Linked DNA regions of Mus musculus: region 1 is linked to region 2. Evidence: chromatin loops called from intact Hi-C (ENCODE). Cell type or tissue: heart. All regions are shown on one strand. Links, peaks and the distances in the headings refer to the core of each region. The heading gives the core; the rest is flanking DNA. Region 1 overlaps Nalcn (sodium leak channel, non-selective). Region 2 has its middle 65 kb from the start of Fgf14.

Region 1 (9,560 bases), core at 792-8,791, 1.4 Mb before region 2:
CCTGTCTGTTGCATGTTTGATCCCACAAAGGTCAGAAGAAGACATTATATGTGGAATTACATACAGATGGTTGTGAGTCTCCATTGGGTACTGGGAACTGAAACGGGGGTGGGGGGTGGGGGTCCTCTACAAGACAAGCACATGTTCTAGATGACTGAGCTTTCTCTTTAGCTCTGCTTCTCAAAATAGCTTTTTAATTTAACTTCTTTGTGTTTCTTCCTAGTGTTATCAGTTTCTAAAGTGCGTATCTTGCTTTCTTTTGAATTCCCAAATCCAGAGGAATGGAAGATAAATAAACAGCAGATGCTCCTCACATTTTTGTAGAATTACTGAATGAACATGGAAGACTTGTAGAAATGGAAAATATAAACAAAACATAAAAATTAAAGCTTATTATTATTTTATTATTATTTTGTACTTGAGATATTGCTGTTGGGCTCTGCAAAGCTCACTTATATGTCTAGATCATGGCAGATTCTGACTCAGAGAGTGGCATACTAGCCAAGAGCAAGGTGACACAGACTGAAGAGATCATGGCAGCAGGTTGAGTGAACTGGTTGTATCACTGGGTTGCTAGGAAGTCAAGTTCACATCTGTGTTATCAGGAAGCACTTTGCATAGGAAACTCAGGCTTCCATCTCAATAATATGAAGAAATATGAGTAGACACCTGTATGATTAAAATATTAATGATGGACCACTTCCCTTCCCTTTCTGCTTCCAAGAAGTCTTCACCATGGAAACACACAAGTTTCTGTGTCTCAGATTGCCCTAGACAAAGACTCTAAAACAGAGATGAGAAATCCTAAGTATTTATAAACAGCTCCAGAAACAGATGGAAGATGCTGCTGCACACAGTGGATCTAGAAAGGAAGAAGTCTAATTTCCTACCACTAAAATAGGGCCAAAAGTTGAAGGCTAGTTACATGGTAACCTGATTAATTTTTTTCAATATGGTATAAACCTAGATACACCTAGGAAGAAGGAACTTCAGTCGAAGAGTTGCTTCCATCAAATTGGCCTGTGAACATGGATGGCTGTGAGGCATTTTCTCGATTATAATCGACGTAGGAGGCTCCTGCTCACTGTGGATAGTGCCACTCTTGCGGGGTGTGAGCCCAGGCAATGTAAAAAAAGCTATCCAGAGGGAACAAGACAGTAAGCAGTTTTCTTCCCCAGTTGAAGTTCCTGCCTTGAGTTCCTACCCTCCTTGCTGGATTATAACCTATCAGATGAAATAAGCCCCTTACTCCTCACTTTGTTTTCGGTAATGGTGTTTACCACAGCAACAGAAAACAAATTAGGACACATGGTAACACAGGTAGTGCTCACTCCTAGGATCAGCTGATGAGACCTGGAGGTAGATATGCATTCTACTTCGCAGCTTTAGCTCAGGTTAGAATAAATATCATGAGAGAACCCTCCCAACTATAGTTTTTCTGTGTAAGGTCTACCAGATGGAGATGAGATGAAGAGAAACACATGGCTATCTATAATGGTCTTGTTTAACAGACAAGATGGGTCTTAATCAACTCTAGAGGCTGGGGGATAACTGTCACCTTCAAAATCTTGGTCCAAGATAAATAATATGGATGGCACCCAGGGTTCAATGGCTCTGGTAAGCTAAAGAGCAGCCACACTCACAAAATGTTATGAAGAAAACAAGAAGTAGCATTTTAAGCTCTGATAGTCTAAACTAAATAGTAGATGGTGGAGCAGCTTGGGTAAACAGAGACTCCCCTCTGCTACACCCCTCCCTGACACCTGCCAACATGCTTGTTTCCTTTCCTCAACAAATGATGGGCATCCTACCCAGGAATTGTGAAAACTTCATATTCTCTTTTAAGGAAGAGGTTGATTTGCAGTTTTCTGTGGGAAAGTGTTCCTAATGATTAGAAAGTATGTCCTGGTTTTGTCACACTGGGTATTTGGGGGACATCAGCTTTTTTTTTTTTTTTGTCTTTCTCTTGGATGCAGGTAGTCATAACCCTAGCATAGTCAGGGTGAGGAGAAGGCCACTTCACCTCTGGCTTATAGTCAAGTTTGGAAACATAATGAAACAAATTCAATACACTAAGACAAAACCAATCTGCTTTCTAGAAATGCAAAATGTAACTGCAGACTGTCCTGGACTAGGTTACCGTTTCTCCAAACATTTTTCCTGTGTCTACTTGGGCTGTTGTTTCTTTACCTGTTTATGGTACTGACTGGGAAGTATAGATACCATAGGGTCTTATTTCAAGCAAGCAAAATCAAGAACCAACTAAAAGAAGTTAAAAGTACCACACATATGGCATAATCTCTCACTACACAAATGAAAGCAAATATGGTATCATCTAAAGTCAATTTTGTGACCACAAAAAAAAAAAAAACCAGGTAGGGGGAAAACAAAATATTAATGCCAAGGACAAAAGTAGAGACAGTAATTGACAGGGAGAAAGGCAGTCCTAAAATGGATATGCCACACTTAAACAAGTCATAGGTGGAATGTCCTTGTGTAAGTGTCTTATTTTGAAAAATCTCCCTTCCCAGTTGGTGAAATTTTGATGAGAAAGGACAGAGAAGGTATATACTAATAAAATTTTTGAGCCCCAAGAATGCAGACAACATCTCACAGGCTTTCCCCAAAGAAAATGAAATCTAACCAACCAGATACAAACCTAATTATTTTCAACTGACAAAAAATAAATGAATGAAAAAAAAAAGAGAAGACATTAGCAACAGAGTGTTCTCTACAAGAATGAGGAATGAGATCTGAGAATGGTGAAGAGAAAATAAATGAGGGAAAGTTCTTTAAAATGAAGAGACATAGCACAAAGGCAATAATCATTGACATAACCTAGGGCAAGATGACTAAGACAGAGGACACAATACATATCAGCTCTGTGGGGTAGAGGAGGGTCAGGAGAGCCTGGACAGGAGCAAGTTGGCATTCGAGTTTTTAACATAATAGAAATATGAATTACATCACAAACAATATGTACATATATACACATACACCTATCTATTTATTATTTTCTTCTCTATTCCCTACAGACTTAGGAATTGAGGACTCTAAATAATTGTGCCACATTTTTCTCTAACATGTGCTTTAGAGGGGTTTGGTGATGGAGACAGTGGTTCTTACTTTTTGATCAATGTATTTGTTGTCTTCAGCTGTGGGCTTCTTGGGGTTGTCACATGATGAGGAAGAGGTAGAGGGGAGGATTCTGAAGAGACAGCAGGTGTCCTGTTGCTGGCGGTCAATGAACTGCTTCATGAAGCTTTCCCTTTGTGAATGAAGCACACAGATCAGGGTTACTCAGGAAGTAGAATGGGAGGTGGCATTTCAGAGACAATGAAGCAGTGCAGAAGATCACAAAAATAAAGATGTGTCATACCAAGGGCGATGGTTGGATTTAATTATCAAATTATTTAACTTAGGGAAAAAGCTTCCTGAATCCTTGCAAACTCCTGTTTAAAGACATAATGTCCCTGAAATAGCTTAAAAGCAAGGGTTTCTAATAATTGATGGTGTGATTTGAATCCTACCGTGGTAATGAGATACTTTATTTTCTCCCTACTACTTGAAAGAATTAATTCATCTTTTCAAACTTCTATTCATCATAAAAGTCCTTGAGAGATAATTTTACATTTAAAGACTCAAAAGGAAAAGACTTCATCTGATCACCAAAATATGAAAAATTTAAATAACATTAATGCAAGTAAACAAAGAAAGCAACTTAAAATCAGAAAAAGAAATGCTGTCATGTGCAACTTGGCTACAATTTGGTCACCAATAGGCTGCATGCAAATGGTGGCCCCATAAGATTGCATTGTACACCCAGTAATGCAGTAAGCATCACCATCTGCATCAACATATCTGATGTTGATAAAACCATGAAAATGTCCAGAACTCTCTCCAGGCATTAAGTGACATGATCCTCTTTTTCTATTGGAGTTTCAAGTGTTTGGCATTGCACCTAATCTCAACCTTCCCTAATCCCTCACCAAGATGTTTAAAGATAAATAAGTGAATAAATTTTAAAAAAATGGAAAAGTCTATATGATTTCATGATTGTACCTGGAGCCTTTTGAGTTATCATTGGAAGACTTTCCTCCAATTATTAAAAGCAGGAAGTTCCAAGCACCTTAAGAATGCATTTGTTTAGCAGGAAGGCAAAGCTAGTGCAAACTGAATCAGTGTGGGTGTAAATGTTAAGGTTCTTTTAACCAGTGGGAGGCAGATTACACTGTGACCAGATGGCCATATAAGCCAATGCTGCTGTAACAAAGACACCTTCCAGAGCTGCCTGCCTGATGTATTTAGAGATAAAGTGCTCACATCGAAGTCTGTCCTCTTTCCCTCTGAGCAAAGTTCACCTTGTCTATGCCTAGGAGGTCTAATGACTGAAAAGTCCACCTTGTCTATACCTAGGAGGTCTCATGACCAAAAAGTCTTCAGATGGAGGCGGGGACACAAGCTTGTGTCTCACTTGCTTCTTCTCTGAAGGGATGACTCATGGAACTCAAAGGCTTTGTACCACAAAGGCAGGGAGAAGAACAGGAGATAACAATTTCAAACACAACCCCAAACCTACCCACGTGCCAGTCTGAAAGAAGGCTGAGGTTAACTTAGATGGTAAGCCACGTTGTGAAGAGATACAGTCAACGAAACAATCTGATACCTGATTTTAGGAACTGTAAAATCTGAAGGAAGTTTTGAGATTTTCACCATTTGCGGTCTGTTTGGAAATTTTTCGAAGATTCTCAAGCGCAAAGGGAGTTTTTCTTTGGTGTCCGCGTTCGCTTCACTTTGCTTTAGCTAAAGGGTGGGGTGGGGGAGAAGAAAATTGAATCCCATTGTAATGAACAATTTCAGACTTGGGAGAATAACATGTAATTACACATATCGCCGCTAGATGGAAGAAAAGACCCACCATGCACATCACCCAGCGGTCCCAGAGATTGTTCACTGAGTCCTAAAACTGAGTTCAGGGAAGGACAAAAGTTAAGAACAAACTAAACCAATTTAAAATAAAATTCAAAGGAAGGTTTTTGTTGTTGTTGTTGTTGTTGTACTCTCAATGACAAGTCTCCTTTCACCCCACACACAACATCTTTAGCTTTTACTTACAATTAAACATTTGGATTTATTTTATGCACAGGCAGACTTGCTTATCTCCTTAGCTAACTGAAGGGGATGTATTTACATCTGCACAAATTTGATTTCTTGTAAGCCAAGGTTTATCTGGGGCAGACGTGGAACTAAGAATCAATAACTGGCTTGAATCCAGTCCATGCTTTCTTATCTTCCTCCTTCCAATGCTGGCTTTTCCTGTGACTTCTCTTCACTCTTTACTGCCTCTTAAGACGAACCACTCTGTGTATTGCAGTGAATCTTTCTTCCCTGTTTCCTATCCCTCTCCAAACTATAACACTGGTCTTACTAACTCCAAACGGGTTAAGAGAGCATCAAAGCCTCTTGTGTAATGTGGGCTTTCTTTCTTTCTTTCTTTCTTTCCTTCCTTCCTTCCTTCCTTCCTTCCTTCCTTCCTTCCTTCCTTCCTTCCTTCCTTCCTTCTTTCTTTCTTTCCTTCCTTCCTTCCTTCCTTTCTTTTTTTTTTCCATTTTTTATTAGGTATTTAGCTCATTTACATTTCCAATGCTATACCAAAAGTCACCCATACCCACCCACCCCCACTCCCCTACCCACCCACTCCCCCTTTTTGGCCCTGGCGTTCCCCTGTACTGAGGCATATAAAGTTTGCGTGTCCAATAGGCCTCTCTTTCCAGTGATGGCCGACTAGGCCATCTTTTGATACATATGCAGCTTTCAAATTTCAAAGTTTAGATCAGGAAATTATCAGTCAGTAGAAGCCCAGAAAAATTTTGCTAATCAGAAGGGACGGGTGAGATGATGATGATGATGATGATGATGATGATGATGATGATGATGATGATGATGATGATGATAGTAAAGCTCTAGCATCCAAGGTCACAAAACAAAGAGCACAGAAATCTCCATGGCATGAGAGTAATCTGAAAAGTAACTCTGTACATCAATGAAAGCTTATGAAGAAGTAACTGACTTCTAATGGGCCACTGATACACAACTGGTGAAAATTTGCGAGTGGTAAGTAGGGGCCAGAAGGAAAGAAAAAGCTGCTGACTTATTAAGACCGACCAGAGAGCAAGGCAATCCGTGATAGCAGGCCAGAGACGGATGAGATTGATAGTGTAGGTAGGAGCTTGCTCAATTGCATTTACTGACTCATTTGTTTAGATATTTGTGCTGTCACTTCTAGAACCAATCCAGGGAGCCAGATCCCGTGCAAAATTCTGAGGCTATAAAAATCAAAGGGCGCCTGCCTTTCCCCCCGACCCAGCTCATATCACAACCCACTGGATAGTTGAATAGACAATTACCTAGAAAGATAATGTGACCAATTACCTAGAAAGATAAAGAAAGATAAAGAGATGTGACCAGAGTGCTTGGGAACCCAAGGCAAGAAATGAGAAAAAAATAAACCATGGTATTATTTCTCCCACACTGACAGACCTCCCAGGCTGCAGTGTGTGATTCTTGTCTCCACTTCTTGGGGGCGGGGTCTAAGCTATGTGGACTGAATTGTGTTTTCTGCTAGGGTGAGACACAGTGGTAAAGTGTATGTCAGTCAGAGCATCTCATCAAAATGAGAATCCTGAGATCTCCCTAAAACCATCTCCATCTGTTGACTCCTTTCATCCTCACCAGAACCTGACTGGACCTTCACAAGCCCTGTTAGGGTTCTCTACCTCCATGTTAGCTCCTTATCACCTATTCCTGCATTTTGTGGTTACAAAAATCTCAATCTTAAAACCTATCTGTTGTTACTCCAATACAAAAAAATAAAAATAAAATAAAGAGGTCAAAACCTTCCATTTGGACTCAAAGTCTCATTTCCTTTCTCTCCACCTGTCTAGCTTTAGTTATCTGGGTGTCCACATCACATCCTCTTGAGACCCCCACAAGCATAGCCCTTCATTCCTGCTGCATCCTGTTGCCCCATCTCTACTTCCTTAAACTTCATGAACTTCTACTTGTTCTTGGGATTTTAGGTTCTCGCATAGTTTTTCAGAGGATCTTTTTTTAGGAGCTCACATGATGTTGAGCTGGGACATAGAATGTGGCTGTTCATATGGATCGAGGCAGTGAGAAATCTTCAGTTTCTTGATGTTCAATCTAGTACATGTTTTAACAGTTTTCTAGGCTGCTGCAGCAGTTATCAAAAGACTGGTAGCTCTGTGAATCAGAAGCCATGAACCCCTCCAGCGTCAATGAATTAATTTCTGAATCAAGGCTTCCTGTGAGCGCTGAGGGCTCACTACATCTTGACTTCCTGTGATTCTCTGTAGTGTTGTGGCTCGTTCTTCCAACCTTATTTGAATGTCAAATGCCTTCTTCTCAGTGTTTGTTCTGAATCTCCCTCCATTTCTCCAATAAGGAATGTAAACATCAGATGATCCCTGACACACCTCATCCAGAATGATTAGCCGTTTATTTCTGCAAAAGCCCAATATTCCAGGAATGTCTTGTTCTGAAGCTCAGTAGGTTTGGGGGAAAATTGTTAAATGCACCATTCACATTATCATTGTAAGGAATTTTGTTTCACATAAGATATGTCAAGCACTTTCTCCAAGAGTATGAGGCCTGGGCGGCTGGGAAACTGGTGGGGTTTGTTTCTTCACATTCATCCTGTGTCCTGGGACAGTAGTTAACATGAAGTCAGAGGAAAAAAAAAACTGTTACCAAATAAATGACACTAAGTGGGTGATAGAGAGAGATTCCGTCACAGATTTTGTAGAAACAAAAGAAAGCCTGGTAGAGTGAACAGAAGTATAGACAGTATCTATGTGTTAATTGGGCAGCTAATTTTTTTTTTAGGTAGCATGTAAGAACTCTCCATTTGCAAAATGGAATGAAATTAGATTCTTGCAGCATTTAGCTGATCATGATGTTTGTCACTGAAAAGCTGATGAATGTTTGGACCATGTTTGTCAAGGGCATGATGGTAATATATCAAATTAAAGCTAACCAAGCCCTAGAATACAGTGATCAATACAGTAGACTAATACTATTTTGTAAAATCTCCTTGCTTTCACGTTTTTAAAATGGATCTTGTAGAATTCTAATTTGCATTAGGGTATATTAATATTCCCAAGAGCACTTAAGCTCCTTCAGGGCAGGATTCCACTTTTAAATTTCCTTTCATAGCACCTCCCAGAGAGTGAAAATAGAATATGGTCAGGAACAAATTGAAGCTCAGCAGGAGTTGGTCATTGAACCACAACACTACAAAGAGCAAAGCTCTTCTGAATAACTCAGAAGGTTCTCTGTGTTATTGAAAATCTTCCTTTTGAATGGTGAGAACCAGGGATGCTCAGATATACAGTTGGGTCAGGAGAGAACAGAGGGAGTGGCAGCTCGAAAAGAGGACATCGAGTTGCCTCCTATGAGCAGGAACAGCCCCTTTCCAGAAGTTCCATGAGTTCCTTCTTTTCCTATACACCTCCATGGGCCTGTTGTGGAAGGAGTGTGTATACCACAGCCATGCCTTCATCTCTATGGCAATGACATTTGTGCATCCAGACTACAGCCCACCCAAATGCCTATCAATAGAACAGAAAAACAAACTGTGGTCTATTTAGACACTTGAAATGCATGAGGTGCAGCCTAATAAAAATGTAGTCAGATTTTATACTGCAATATTGAGGGCAGGAAATCAGACATAACAAAAGAACATATATTGGAAGACAAGCTTGTAAGGTCCACAAATAGACAACATTAATCTATATTGCTAATTTCCAGTGAGATCAGTGTTCCAGGGGCAGGTTGAAAACAATGGTGAGACAGGTTTCTAACATGAAGTTGTCTTGGTATGTTTAGTTTGGGTGTATTATGTTTGTAAACATCAGCAAATGGTCTTACCCTATGTTTATTTCAGTCCACTTAAAAGTGGACAGTTGATACATTTAAACAAAGTCATATAACTCCTATTTTATCACCATTATAACTTTTATCATTCTGCCATCCCCAGAGCACAAGCCTGACCAAGACAAAAAACACAAGAAAAAGAAAAAAGGAACAAGATAGGAAATGGACCTGGTCATCTGGGGTGGGGGGCATTCTGGGGGTGGGGCAGATCAAGGTCACCAAGATCAGATAAAAGCAACTTCATGGCATTTGAAACCACTCACAAAGATACTTAAAATTCGGTGAAATGATTATCTACCTCTCATCCTAACCTTTTATTCTCTCTCTCCCAGGCATATTTTCTAAAAGCAAATATTCTTTGATACAGATGAATGGCTACAATCAATAAAAGGCCTATATATGAATTTATGATCATTAAACTATCCCCCCTCCAAAGCAAGTCTTTTAAAAATAAAGTAATTATAATTGTAAATGTTCATTAAAATGTAAAAGATCCAAAGTCTGGAGACAAAGGTAATATAGAGGATGCTAAGACTTTCCTCTTCCTGTTGAAGAATCTAATGTAAAGAATGGCACACAGGAGGGAGTTGATAATGGCTTCAACT
Region 2 (9,560 bases), core at 775-8,774:
TTATGAAACAAATGAATCTGACAGACATCTACAAAACATTTTATCCTAAAACAAAAGTATATAACTTCTTCTCAGCACCTCATGGTACCTTCTCCAAAATTGACCAAATATTTGGTCACAAAACAAGCCTCAACAGATACAAAAATATTGAAATGATCCCATCCATCGTATCAGATCACCATGGACTAAGGCTGATCTTCAATAACAAAATAAATAATAGAAAGCCAACATTCAGGTGGAAACTGAACAACACTCTTCTCATTGATACCTTGGTCAAGGAAGGAATAAAGAAAAAAATTAAGGACTTTTGGAGTTTAATGAAAATGAAGCCACAACATACCCAAACTTATGGGACACAATGAAAGCATTTCTAAGAGGGAAACTCATAGCTCTGAGTGCCTCCAAAAAGAAACTAGAGAGAACACACACTAGCAGCTTGACAAAACACATCTAAAAGCTCTAGAACAAAAGGAAGCAAATTAACCCAAGAGGAGTAGACGGCAGGAAATAATCAAACTCAGCAGCAAAATCAACCAAGTGGAAACAAGAACTATTCAAAGAATCAACCAATCGAGGAGCTGGTTCTTTGAGAAAATCAACAAGATAGATAAACCCTTAGCCAGACTCACTAGAGGGCACAGGGAAAGCATCCTAATTAACAAAATCAGAAATAAAAAGGGAGACATAACAACAGATCCTGAAGGAATCCAAAACACCATCAGATCTTTCTACAAAAGGTTATACTCAACAAAACTGGAGAACCTGGATGAAATAGACAAATTTCTAGACAGATACCATGTACCAAAGTTAAATCAAGATCAGGTTAATGATCTAAATAGTCCTATATCCCCTAAAGAAATAAAAGCAGTCATTAATAGTCTCCCAACCAAAAAAAGCCCAGGACCAGATGGGTTTAGTGCAGAGTTCTATCAGACCCTCAAAGAAGTTCTAATCCCAGTTCTTCACAAACTATTCCACAAAATAGAAACAGAAGGTACTCTACCCAACTCATTCTATGAAGCCACAATTACTCTGATTCCTAAACCACAAAAAGACCCCACAAAGATAAAGAACTTCAGACCAATTTCCCTTATGAATATCGATGCAAAAATCCTCAATAAAGATCTTGCTAACCGAATCCAATAACACATCAAAACAATCATCCATCCTGACCAAGTAAGTTTCATCTCAGGTGTGCAGGAATGGTTCAATATATGGAAATCCATCAACGTAATCCAGTATATAAACAAACTCAAAGACAAAAACCACATGATCATCTCGTTAGATGCAGAGAAAGCATTTGACAAAATCCAACACCCATTCATAATAAAAGTCTTGGAAAGATCAGGAATTCAAGGCCCATACCTAACCATGATAAAAGCAATCTACAGCAAACCAGTAGCCAACATCAAAGTAAATGGTGAGAAGCTGGAAGCAATCCCAATAAAATCAGGGACTAGACAAAGTTGTCCACTCTCTCCCTACCTATTCCACATTATACTTGAAGTCCTAGCCAGAGCAATTAGACAACAAAAGGAGATCAAGGGGATACATATTAGAAAGGAAGAAGTCAAAATATCACTTTTTGCAGATGATATGATAGTATATATAAGTCACCCTAAAAATTCCACCAGTGAACTCCTAAGCCTGATAAACAGCTTCGGTGAAGTAGCTGGATATAAAATTAGCTCAAACAAGTCAATGGCCTTTCTCTACACAAAGGACAAACAGGCTGAGAAAGAAATTAGGGAAACAACACCTTTCTCAATAGTCAAAAGATACAGTCAAAAGATCTGTATGATAAGAACTTCAAGTCTCCGAAGAAAGAAATTAAAGAAGATCTCAGAAGATGGAAAGATCTCCCATGCTCATGGATTGGCAGGATCAACATTGTAAAAATGGCTATCTTGCCAAAAGCAATCTACAGATTCAATGCAATCCCCATCAAAATTCCAACTCAATTCTTCAACGAATTAGAAAGAGCAATCTGCAAATTCATCTGGAATAACAAAAAACCTAGGATAGCAAAAACTCTTCTCAAGGATAAAAGAACCTCTGGTGGAATCTCCATGCCTGACCTAAAGCTGTACTACAGAGCAATTGTGATAAAAACTGGTATAGTGACAGACAAGTAGACCAATGGAATAGAATTGAAGACCCAGAAATGAACCCACACACCTATGGAAACTTGATCTTTGACAAGGGAGCTAAAACCATCCAGTGGAAGAAAGACAGCATTTTCAACAAATGGTGCTGGCACAACTGGTGGTTATCATGTAGAAGAATGTGAATCGATCCATTCCTATCTCCTTGTACTAAGGTCAAATCTAAGTGGATTAAGGAACTCCACATAAAACCAGAGACACTGAAACTTATAGAGGAGAAAGTAAGGAAAAGCCTTGAAGATATGGGTACAGGGGAAAAATTCCAGAATAGAACAGCAATGGCTTGTGCTGTAAGATCGAGAATCGATAAATGGGACCTCATAAAGTTGCAAAGCATCTGCAAGGAAAAAGACACCATCAACAAGACAAAAGGACCACCAACAGATTGGGAAAGGATCTTTACCTATCCTAAATCAGATAGGGGACTAATATCCAATATATATAAAGAACTCTAGAAGGTGGGCTCCAGAAAATCAAATAACCCCATTAAAAATGGGGCTCAGAGCTGAACAAAGAATTCTCACCTGAGGAATACCAAATGGCAGAGAAGCACCTGAAAAAATGTTCAACATCCTTAATCATCAGGGAAATACAAATCAAAACAACCCTGAGATTCCACTTCACTCCAGTCAGAATGGCTAAGATCAAAAATTCAAGTGACAGCAGATGCTGGCGAGGATGTGGAGAAAGAGGAATACTCCTCCATTGTTGGTGGGATTGCAAGCTTGTACAACCACTGTGGAAATCAGTCTGGCAGTTCCTCAGAAAATTGGACATAGTACTACCGGAGGATCCCGCAATACCTCTCCTGGGCATATATCCAGAAGAGGTCTCAACCGGTAAGAAGGACACATGCTCCACTATGTTCATAGCAGCCTTATTTATAATAGCCAGAAGCTGGAAAGAACCCAGATGCCCCTCAACAGAGGAATGGATACAGAAAATGTGGTACATCTCACAATGGAGTACTACTCAGCTATGAAAAAGAATGAATTTATGAAATTCCTAGGCAAATGGTTGGACCTAGAGGGCATCATCCTGAGTGAGGTAACCCAGTCACAAAGGAACTCACACAATATGTACTCACTGATAAGTGGATATTAGCCCAGGAACATAGAATACCCAAGATATAAGATACAATTTGCTAAATGCATGAAACTCAAGAAGAACAAAGACCAAAGTGTGGACACTTAGCCCCTTCTTAGAATTTGGAACAAAACACCCATGGAAGGAGTTACAGAGACAAAGGTTGGAGCTGTGACAAAGGATGGACCATCTAGAGACTGCCATATCATGGGATCCATCCCATAATCAGCTTCCAAACGCTGACACCAATGCACACACTAGCAAGATTCTGCTGAAAGGACCCAGATAGTGCTGTATCTTGTGAGACTATGCCGGGGCCTAGCAAACACAGAAGTGGATATGCACAGTCAGCTATTGGATGGATCACAGGGCCCCCAATGGAGGAGCTAGAGAAAATACCCAAGGAGCTAAAGGGATCTGTAACCCTATAGGTGGAACAACATTATGAACTAACCAGTACCCCTGAGCTCTTGACTCTAGCTGCATATGTATCAAAAGATGGCCTAGTTGGCCATCACTGGAAAGAGAAGCCCATTGGACTTGCAAATTTTATATGCCCCAGTACAGGGGAATGCCAGGGCCAAAAAGTGGAAATGGGTGGGTAGGGGAGTGGGGGGGGAGTGTATGGGGGAACTTTTGGGATAGCATGGGAAATGTAAATGAGGAAAATACCTAATAAAAAAGAAAAAAGAAAAAAGAAAAAAAACACTATTTTCCATCTATGAAAATGAAGAGAATTTATATACATGTCTCTCCATTTTGTATTTAAGAACTGAATGTTCTCTATTTCATTGTCTGATATTGAGGTCCTTTAATAGTTCCCACACTTTGAAAAATCACTAGAAATCAAAATAAAATAAAACAGTTGGCCTAAAAAAAAAAAAAAAGAAAGAAAGAAAAATCTGGGCATCTCTTCCATATCCCAAAGGCCTCTTTCTCCAAATGTCCTCTCCCAAGAAAGGAGGCGCCTTGGGTGTCAGCCTCTTTGAGTGCCATTGCTCCCTCTTACTCTCTTATTCCAACCTTCTTTTCCAATTTTAACAAAATATAGCCATTGACAGCTGAAGACTTGAGTCCACCATGTCCTTTAAAACTGGTCTGTCAACTTCCTCAGCTGCAGAGCATCTATGCCTGGTTCACCAACTATAACACATCTGTCTCTTTAACAGCAATTCCCTGAGCCTGAGCCACAACAGTATTGTACTAGAGTCAGCAAGTTCTTCTTCAATTACAAAATCTTAACCTCCTTCCCTCTTCTCTTCCTCTGCCCCTGGCCTTCCCCCTTTCCCCTTCCCTGGGCATTTGGTAATATCTGTAAAGTTGGTTGCTTTTCTTTTCAACCCCTAAAATGTCAGCCACCTTTCTCTTTAAAAAGAAAAATAAATCCCAAGAGAAGAGTGTGGAGTTTTTAAGACACACACACACACACACAAAATCAGCTCTAAAAACAAACAACAATAATAAAACATAAAGGTTAGGGTTAGGGTGGGTAGGGGGTAGAAGAAAGGAATACATTCCATCCCTTATCCATTCTGGATTAGTAAACCAGCTCTCTTGCACACTCACCAAGAAAAATATTCTTTATGGCTGAGAGAGTTAAAAATAGATGAAGCTATCTTTAGTGCCTAACCCTGAGAAGCTGCACTAGCAGCAAGCAGAGGGGAACTCAGATAAGCAGTGTGTTAACTCCTGGAGGCCATTGGAGACAGATAGCTGGAGCTCCTGTGTGTTCTTTATATGTGTGTAGTAAGTGCTGGAGACTCTAACACAGACGTGTCCGGTAGAGGAGCTGAACCAGAGAGCAGTCATCAGACTTCCAAGCCAACAGAGGGTATAGTGAGAGGCTAGGATAAAGGGGTGAGGTCAAGAGGCCCACACCCTGGCTGAACCCCAGACAGCTGGTCAGCCTATGCTTCAACAGTGACACCCTGTGGCAGCAGCAGTGACAAGGATAATAGATTATGACATTCACTTCTGGTTTATTATTGCAAGGCTGTGGGCACTTCAGCTGAATGAGGGGCCAACATCCTCACACATTGTGTGGTTCATGTGTGCACATGTACATGTATGTAATTTTTATGTACATGTTTATGTGTGTGCCCACTGAAGGCCAGAGTTGCCAAGAATAAGATGTCAGATACAAGCAAGGAAAACCTTCAAAATTGTAAGAAAAGAATCATGCTAGAAAGCTGGTGCAGAGTGTAGAGTACCTGCCACAGGGCCTGCCAACCTGGGTTTGATCCACAGAACAGAAGATTCTGTATATTTACACACACACACACACACACACACACACACACACACACACACACACACACACAAAGAAAAATCAAAGGAAGGAAGGAAAGAAAGAAGAGAGAGAAAGGGAGAAAGAGAAAGAGAGAGAGAGAAAGAGAGAGAGAGAAAGAGAGAGAGAGAAAGAGAGAGAGAAAGAGAGAAAGAGAGAAGGAGAGAAGGAGAGAAGGAGAGAAGGAGAGAGAGAGAGAGAGAGAGAGAGAGAGAGAGAAAGAGAGAAAGAGAGAAAGAAAGAAAGAAAGAAAGAAAGAAAGAAAGAAAGAAAGAAAGAAAGAAAGAAAGAAAGAAAGAAAGAAAGAAAGAAAGAAAGAAAAAAGCTATAGAAGGGTTTAACTTGATTGGCTTGATTAGTAACAGAGACATAACTGTTTTGTATTGCTGGTGAACCCAAGCATGCTAACTAGATCTTAAAGTCGGATTGATAGAATACTTTTAAACACCCAAGATATTCATGTGTACCACTATTCCCTAAAAGTGAAGTCAGAACAAGGAACACTCCACACTGGAGGCCAGCTTTGGTTTTAGGTATGCTTCCTCCATTAAGAACCTGCATCTTTACAGTCTGATCTTCCATTCCATGACTATCAATAATGATGGGATACAGTACAGAGGTAATGATGTCATTATGTTGAAATTTTTCAGTTTCCATTATCCTTGAAACATAGGGCTTTGATGATTATGATTACCAGCATAAGATTTTCCCCTTAATATCACAGTTGGCAACACATCTGTTTTGTTTATACAATGAAAAATTTAGAGAAAGCTTCATTGTATGAAAATGATTAAATCACAGGGATGAATTCATGTTAAGAAATGCTATTAAAAATTTTAATTTTTTTTAAAAATGCTATGCAACACTTAAAATTGTTTGCAGTGACTTTTTTGATATTTTCTTTGTTTATATTTCAAATACCATCCCCTTTCCTAGTTTCCCCTCTGAAAATCCCCTATCCCCTTCCCCCCTCCCTCTGGTCATCAACCTACTCACTACCACATCCTGGTCCTGGTATTGCCCTATACTGGGGCATAGAACCTTCATAGGACTAAGGGCCTCTCCTCCCATTGATGACCAACTAGGACATCCTCTGCTACATATGCAGCTAGAGATATGAGCCCCACCATGTGTATTCTTTGATTGGTGGTTTAGTCCCAGGGATCTCTGGGGGTACTGGCTAGTTCATATTGTTGTTCCTCCTATGGGCTGCAAACCTCTTCAGCTCTTTGAGTACTTTCTCTAGCTCCTTCTGTCCAATGGATGATTGTAAGCATCCACTTCTGTATTTGCCAGGCACAGGCAGAGCCTTGCAAGAGACAGCTGTATCAGGCTCCTGTCATCAAACTCTTGGCATCTGCAATAGTGTCTGGGTTTGGTGGTTGTTTATGGAATGGATCCCCAGGTGGGGCAGTCTCTGGATGGTCATTCCTTTGGTCTCTGTTCCAAACTTTGTCTCTGTAACTCCTTCCATGGGTTTTTTGTTCCCCCTTCTGAGAAGGATCAAAGTATCCAGTTTGATTTTCCTTCTTCTTGAATTTCATGTGTTTTACAAATTATATCTTGGGTATTCTGACTTTCTGGGCTAATATCCACGTATCAGTGAGTGCATATCATGTGTGTTCTTTTGTGACTGGGTTATCTCACTCAAGATAATATCCTCCAGATCCATACATTTGCCTAAGAATTTCATAAATTCATTGTTTTTAATAGCTGACTAGTACTCCATTGTATAAATGTACCACATTTTCTGTATCCATTCCTCTGTTGAGGGACATCTGGGTTCTTGCCAGCTTCTGGGTATTATATATAAGGCTGCTCTGAACATAGTGGAGCATGTGTCCTTATTACAAGTTGGAGCACCTTCTGGGTATATGCTCAAGAGAGTAGTATTGCTGGATCTTCTGGTAGAACTATGTCCAATTTCCTGAGGAACCACCAAATTGATTTCCAGAGTGGTTGTACCAGTTTGCAATCCCACCAGCAATGGAGGAGTGTTCCTCTTTCTCCACTCCTCCCCAGCATCTGCTGTCACCTGAGTTTTTTATCTTAGCCATTCTGTCTGGAATGAGGTGGAATCTCAAGGTTGTTTTAATTTGTATTTCCCTGATGACTAAGGATGTTGAACTTTTTTTATGTGCTTCTCAGCCAACCAGTATTCCTCAGTTGAGAATTCTTTGTTTAGCTCTGTACCCCATTTTTAATAGGGCTATTTGGTTTTCTGGACTCCAACTTCTTGAGTTCTTTCTGTATATTAGATATGAGCCCCCTCTCAGATTTAGGATTGGTAAAGATCTTTTCCCAATCTGTTGGTTGCCATTTTGTCTTATGGACAGTGTCCTTTGCCTTACAGAAGCTTTGCAATTTTATGAGGTCCCATTTGTTGATTCTTGATTTTAGAGCATAAACCATTGGTGTTCTGTTCAGGAATTTTTCCCCTATGCCCATATGTTCAAGGCTCTTCCCCACTTTCTCCTCTATAAGTTTCAGTGTCTCTGGTTTTATGTGGAGTTCCTTGATCCACTTGGACTTGAGCTTTGTACAAGGAGATAAAAATGGATCAATTCGAATTCTTCTACATGCTAACCGCCAGTTGAGCCATCATCATTTGTTGAAAGTGCTATCCTTTTTCCACTGGATGGTTTTAGCTCCTTTCTCAAAGACCAAGAGACCATAGGTGTGCAGGTTCATTTTTGGGGTCTTCCATTCATCTATCTGTATCAGTACCATTCAGTGTTTATCACAATTGCTCTGTAGTACAGCTTGAGCTCAGGCATGATGATTCCACCAGAGGTTCTTTTATTGTTGAGAGTAGTTTTTGCTATCCTAGATTTTTTGTTTTTCTAGATGAATTTGCAAATTACCCATTCTAACTCTGAACAATTGAGTTGGAGTTTTGATAGGGATTGCATTGAATCTGTAGATTACTTTTGGCCAGATGGCCATTTTTGCTATATTAATCCTGCCAATTCATGAGCATGGGGGAATCATTCCATATTCTGAGATCTTCTTTGATTTCTTTCTTTAGAGACTTGAAGTTCTTATCATACAGATCTTTCACTTCCTTAGTTAGAGTCATGCCAAGGTATTTTATATTTTTGTGACTGTTGTGAAGGGTGGTGTTTCACTAATTTCTTTCTCGGCCTGTTTATCCTTTGTGTAGAGAAAGGCCACTGATTTGTTTGAATTAATTTTATATCCAGCTACTTCACTGAAGTTGTTTATCAGGTTTTGGAGTTCTCTGGTAGAATTTTTGGGGTCACTTAAATATACTATCATATCATCTGCAAATAGTGATATTTTGACTTCTTTCCTTTCCAATTTGTATCCCCTTGATCTCCTTCTGTTGTCTAATTGCTCTGACTAGGACTTCAAGTAATATATTGGAGAGGTAGTGAGAAAGTGGGCATCCTTTTCTAGTCCCTGATTTTAGTGGGATTGCTTCAAGTTTCTCTCCAATTAGCTTACTGGTTTGCTGTATATTGCATTTATTATGTTTAGGTATGGGCCTTGAATTCCTGATCTTTCCAAGACTTTTATCATGAAGGGGTGTTAAATTTTGTCATATGCTTTCTCAGCCTCTAACCATATGGTTCTTTCTTTGAATTTGTTTATATAGTGGATTACATTGATGAATTTCGATATATTGAACCATCCCTGAATCCTGGGATGAAGCCTACCTGATCATGGTAGATGATCAATTTGATGTGTTCTGGGATTCAGCTTGCGAGAATTTTATTGAGTATTTTTGATCAATATTCATAAGGAAAATTGTTCTGAAGTTATCTTTCTTTGTTGGGTCTTTGTGTGGTTTAGGTATCAGAGTTTTGTGGCTTCAGAGAATGAATTGTATAAAGTACCTTCTGTTTCTATTTTGTGGAATAGTTTGAGGAGTATTGGCATTAGGTCTTCTTTGAAGGTCTAATAGAACTCTGCACTTAACCCATCTACTCCTGGGCTTTTTTAGGTTGGGGGAGTACTAATGACTGTTTCTATTTCTTTAGGGGACATGGGACTATTTA

The links. Peaks named below come from ENCODE experiments on the same cell type or tissue, not always from the same donor. Only the 100,000 strongest peaks of a DNase experiment are listed, where the experiment ranks them.
Region 1: it touches region 2 in a loop (8-fold over the local background); 2 of 42 quality-filtered maps call a loop at or near these places.

What each region holds. Positions count from the first base shown.
Region 1 is chr14:123,366,812-123,376,371 of GRCm38, forward strand. Nalcn (sodium leak channel, non-selective) reads right to left here. Exons shown (of 44, transcript NM_177393.4): 16 at 4,667-4,803; 17 at 3,127-3,268. Among named protein-coding and RNA genes, the nearest start is that of AA536875, 200 kb to the left of the region's middle. In heart, for the core only: a CTCF peak has its summit at 4,906 (motif pointing right); no DNase peak of the experiment used is centred there.
Region 2 is chr14:124,737,645-124,747,204 of GRCm38, forward strand. No RefSeq gene overlaps it. Among named protein-coding and RNA genes, the nearest start is that of Fgf14, 65 kb to the left of the region's middle. In heart, for the core only: a CTCF peak has its summit at 5,177 (motif pointing left); no DNase peak of the experiment used is centred there; H3K27ac peaks cover 1,268 bases.